Linked DNA regions of Homo sapiens: region 2 is linked to region 1. A link is a loop called in an ENCODE intact Hi-C map of the cell type or tissue named here. Cell type or tissue: dorsolateral prefrontal cortex. All regions are shown on one strand. Region 1 overlaps CDH23 (cadherin related 23). Region 2 overlaps CDH23 (cadherin related 23).

Evidence for each region. Hi-C counts contacts between places; a loop is a spot of excess contacts. Peaks named below come from ENCODE experiments on the same cell type or tissue, not always from the same donor. Only the 100,000 strongest peaks of a DNase experiment are listed, where the experiment ranks them.
Region 2: it touches region 1 in a loop (2.1-fold over the local background); 15 of 110 quality-filtered maps call a loop at or near these places.

The regions. Positions count from the first base shown.
Region 1 is chr10:71,706,857-71,709,356 of GRCh38, reverse strand. It overlaps CDH23 (cadherin related 23), which reads right to left. Exons shown (of 70, transcript NM_022124.6): 26 at 2,308-2,460; 27 at 146-259. Among named protein-coding and RNA genes, the nearest start is that of C10orf105, 12 kb to the left of the region's middle. In dorsolateral prefrontal cortex, CTCF peaks have their summits at 751 and 950 (motif pointing right); DNase peaks (open chromatin) are centred at 976 and 2,395.
Region 2 is chr10:71,485,316-71,487,815 of GRCh38, reverse strand. All of the region lies in intron 3 of CDH23 (cadherin related 23), which reads right to left. Among named protein-coding and RNA genes, the nearest start is that of CDH23-AS1, 25 kb to the left of the region's middle. RefSeq lists enhancers at 416-916, 917-1,417. In dorsolateral prefrontal cortex, a CTCF peak has its summit at 1,135 (motif pointing left); a DNase peak (open chromatin) is centred at 1,125.

The DNA of each region.
Region 1 (2,500 bases):
GTAATGTTTGGTGAGTGCCTGGTGGCCCTTTCTCCACTGGCATCTGGGCAGAGTTCAGCCTTTAGCAAAAGGCCAGCTCCTGGGAGGCACCCTGTGTGAACTCTGCCCAGATCACTGTGTTGGTGGGTGCGGGACTGGTGCATACCGATGGCCTCCAGGATGAGCATGTAGGCGGCTGTGGTCTCCCGGTCCAGGCCCACCACGGTTCTCACAACGGCATCGCGGTAACCCACGCTGAACTTCCCATCCACGTTGCCACCTGTGGGTGAAGGAGAGGAAGCTTCCGGCTGGGAAACAGAGCTCCCGGCCAGGGGAAGCGGGGACTCTGCTCCTGAGCTGGGACCCGCGATGGTGAGTCCAGGAGTGGGAGGCTGTGCTGCTGATTCGGCCCTGCCTGAGGTGCTCTGATGCGGGTGCAGCTTGGGTGGGCTCAGCGGGGGTGCCAGATGCCTGGAATCCGTTCCTAACCTTCACGAAGCACCTCCTGTTTACAGGTACTTCATGCAGACCATTTCATTTAGCCTCCACCTCACAGAGGAGAACCCCTCACTCAGTGATGTGCCTGTGCCACTCTGGGTTTCTCCATGCGTGGGTCCCTGGGCTTATCCTTCACCCCTCTGCTCCCTGCCCGTCCTGCAGAAGCGTCTGAGCAGCTAACCTGCATAGGGGCTTGTATATGTTGCTGAGAACTCTGGGGTTGGCTGAGCATCCCCCAGGCCCCTCATCTCGGAGGTGAGATGGGCTGAGGAGCGAAGCTTCCTGAGTGGGGACATGGAGGCTCCACAGAGGGAGGAGTCAAGGCAGGTGTACAGGAGACAGGGATTACTGAGTCTCCTTGAGTTCTGGGACAGGTGGGAAGTGTGAGGGTCTCCTCTCGCGGTGGACGGGAGTCAGGAAGGAACTCCCAGAACAGCGTGGAGACCCCTCCCCTGCCAGCTGGCGAGCAGTGTGGTGTTCTGGGCAGCAGAGGGCGCCACGGCACCAGCTTTGTGGTGAGCTTGGGCAGGACTGGGCTCAGCTCCTTGCAGAATGTGCACTGAAAATCCGGGAGGGCTCTGGGCAGGTCAGCGGGAGCCCACCACTCTGGGGTGCTGAAGAGTCATCCTGCAGGCTGCCAGGTGCTCCCCCTGTTCTTGCTGGTTTGCCCCTAGGGAAAGCCTCCTGACCCCCAAACCTCCAGTGCTCCCCAGTGTCTGAAGTACCATCTGCAAGGGACACACTCTGACTCCCGGGGAGCCCAGGGCAGAACTAGGACGTAAATAGTGTGGGCAGTGGAGCCACGGAGCTGGTGCCATGTGAGGGGTCTTAGTAACTAAGCCCTCCCTAGGGCCGACTTGAGGGCCAGACTGTAAGGAGTGGGCCTGAGGGTGCTGGGCCCCTTCAGGGAGGTGAGGGAAGAAAGGGAAGGCTGAGGGCTGGGAGGTCACGTTGGCCGCAGCAAAGCCACAGATGGGCTGTGAGCTGGGCATCCTTGCTTCATGGGGAGGCATTGGGAAGGCTGGTGTGTGCCCTGCTCGTGTGTACAGGCACACATATGCAGAGGCAACATGTGTGTTGGTAGGCAGGTCATGGACAGAGAGAAGACTGAGCCAGTAAAAGGGCCAAAGAGGGTTGAGGAATGGGGAAGACTGCACCCCCATGTGTCCCAGCATCTCTCGTGTGTCGGGGAGGCTAAGAAGCTGTGTTCTCATCCAGGAATGGCAAACCCATGGCATGTGCGCCACCATCTACCAATCCTACCACTGTGGCAGACATCACTAATCCATTGCAGCTCACTTTCCCCTGTGAGCCAGGACATGGCCTCATCATCTGTGGCCACAGCTCTGCAGACAACAGCCAGGCAACATTTTTGAGCTAAAACCATTTCATTTAGGGAGATCAAAACCATCTGCCTCTAAACAGGTGGGAATTCTCAACAGGTCCCCAAGGAAGGATGAGGCCACATTCCTCCAAGTCACTGCTCTGTCACCCAGACTTGGGGCGGGGAGTGGGGCTCAGGGCTCCTCCCTAGGAATCATGGGGCCTTACCTCCCTCTAGAATGAACCTTGGTAGATGCTCCCCGTCCCTGCAACCAACAGGTTCAGGAGGTCCCCAGGGAGCCAGTCCAGAGTGATCCAGCTGCAAAGCCCTTGGGAAGAGCCAGGAGCAAATCCTCGGGAGGCACCACCAGAGGCTAAAGCCCAACAGTAGAGCCCTGACCTCTTTTCCACCCTCACCTGCCCCCACCTAGTCTGGCTGTCCATCTGGGAGGGGTGGAGGCAGGGCCCCAGGAGGCCTGCACAGGTGGGCGGAGGCCGGGGCAGCACCTGTGATGAAGTAGCTGAGCTCTGCATTGAGGCCCACGTCGTTGTCCGTGCAGTTCAGCCAGACCACCCGGAACTCGCGTGGCACGTCCTCGGACACAGACACATTGTACACGGCCGGGAAGAAGGTGGGCGTCTCGTCGTTCACATCCAGCACTGCGGGGCAGAACGGGCGCCGGGGCTAGGCCTGGCTTCT
Region 2 (2,500 bases), 220 kb after region 1:
GATGACTGGTTATCCTCCAAGGCTCACCAGGGTGTCTAGGCATGGGGTTCCCATGGTGGGCAAGACCACTTACAACCAGGGGGTGGAAACAAACTCTAAATAAATAACCACACCATGAATTATTTCATTACCATGGTGATAAGGGCCATACGGAGAAAAGTGAGCAGTTAGGCCCCACCCCACCAAATGATTTAACGATTCTTTTTAAACTTGTGTTTTTAATAATTATTTGATTCATTTAAATTTTATTATGCCATTAATTTACATAATTCAAAATTCAAAAGGAACACAGAGCCTCCTACCCATCCAGCCCTTTGCAAGAACCGCTGTTTGCAGTTTCTTATGTCTCTTTCTAGAGACACGCTTATGTCACGTCCATGTAAGCAAGTATGTATGTGCATGTACAGCTGACCCTTGAACAACACGGGTCTGAACGGCTTGGGCTAAGTTCTCAGGGAGTCAAAAGTTATATGAGGATTTCTGACTGTGTGGTGGTCAGCACCCCTAACCCCCACATTGCTCAAGGGTCATCTGTATACACATATACACACTCATATATATTTATATACACTTTATTTCTCTTTTTTACACACGTAGTAGTCTACTGTCTTGCACTTTGCTATATCTCTGACAGTAGATTTTAGAGATAAAGGAAATGACGTGTGAACTTGGACCTGGAGGATGAGTTGGAGGTGAGAGGTGAGAGAGCAGAGAAGGCCATTCCAGGCAGGGGAAACAGCTGGTTCTAGATGCACCTTGGGGAGGTGGGGGAGGCCAACAGGGGAAGGGGTACAGAGCATATGCCTGGCCCAGGGTTGTGTCCCTCCCAGTGGGCAGTCTGTGCCCAATGAGTGATTGGTGGGAAGGTACCAAGGCCTGGCTCTCTTGCTCAGCAGGGATCAGCCCCTCCCCAGGGCTCCCCAGAGGGTCGGCTGAGGCCTTTCCAGCAGCTGCATTGCAGCTCCACTTCTCCCTCTGCCCAGTCCTGCTCCCTCACTCCTGCACACCCCCGTAAGCCTCCTGCACAGCAATTTCCAGCTCAGTCTGTCTCTAGAGACCCTGGCCTAGGACAATGAAGAGTAGCCCAAGAGTACAGCGCTGGAGTTTGACACACCAGGTCAGGTCCAGCTGCGCCCCCTACTGACCATGCAACTGTGGCTATGGCCTGAGCCTCCGTTTCCCATCTAGAAAATGAGGACTATGATACCTGTCCTACTCTGCTGGAGGTCTGGTGTAAGATGATATTTGGGGAAACCCTGGTAGACAGTGATGTCACCTTATGCCACATTACTTGCAGCTGAGCCCCTGTCATGTGTCCCCTCGAGCCCCTGTCATGTGTCCCCTCATAATCCCCGCCTCCTGCCCCCACTCTAGGCTGGCCTGTGCTACAAAAGCACCAGGCTGCTCCCCTCCTCTCATCCCATCTTTCCCAGTTCAAGGCCCACCCCCTCCAGGAAGCCTTCCCTGATGGTCACACATTCATTCTTCTGCCTCCCTTTCCTCTGTAATCCCAGAGTGCCTAGAGTCTCCACCAAATAACCTGTTCATTCAGTAATTCACATCAAAACATCCCTAGATGCAGAGGAGACAGGGACTAGTACCTCTGGAAATAAGGACCCCAAAGAGGCAGACCCCAAAGATGAAATTGATTCAGAGTCTTGTGTTTAATAATGTCTTCGCAGCTTAATTCTCCCATTTATCCATTCAATAAGTTGTCACTGACATCTACATAATGACAGGACAGGCGTGGCTCCAGGAGCTTAGGGTCAAGTGGGTCTGACCTGAAAATCTACATAAACTCTGTCTTCTACTCCAAATATATTGATGCTTCTTTTAATATAAAATTTTTCTTTCTCCATCCATTTGCAAATAAAATTAGTCCCCCAGGAAGATAAGTCAGACTTCTCTGTGGCTTCTCAAGTGCCAGCTGGGCATGAGCATCTCAGACTGAGACGCCTGGACAACCTCCTGTTCAAATGTGGCTTTGTCATAGAATTGGAGCACCCTGAGGGCAGGATGACACCCATCTGGAGTAAGGGACTCCAGCATGACCACCCACAATGGCAGATGTGCCTACCTGGCAACCACGCCCATCCCACCCCACACTGCTTCTCTGCCCACACAGCCCCAATCTGTTCAGACAGCCAGTGGAGGTAGGACCATCTCCTGCCTCGGGGCATGAATCATTGCTGGGCTGGGGCAGTCAAACAGCCTCACCTGCCCTGGCTGACTCTGGCCAATGAGATGGAAGGGGAAGTTGGCTTGGGAGCAGGTGGGAATATCCTCTCAAACAAAGAGCTTTCAGCTCCTCCTCCCTTGCACCTGCCTGGAATGTCGCAGACATGGCAGCCTGAGCACAAAAGGTCAATGCAGGACGGATGGCCAAAGACAGAAAAAGCTGAGGTCTCTAATGGTGTCATTCATTCCCTGAGCCAACCAACTCTGCAACCACCAACTTTCAGACCACTTTTTATAAGAAAAACACACACCCAGCCAGGCG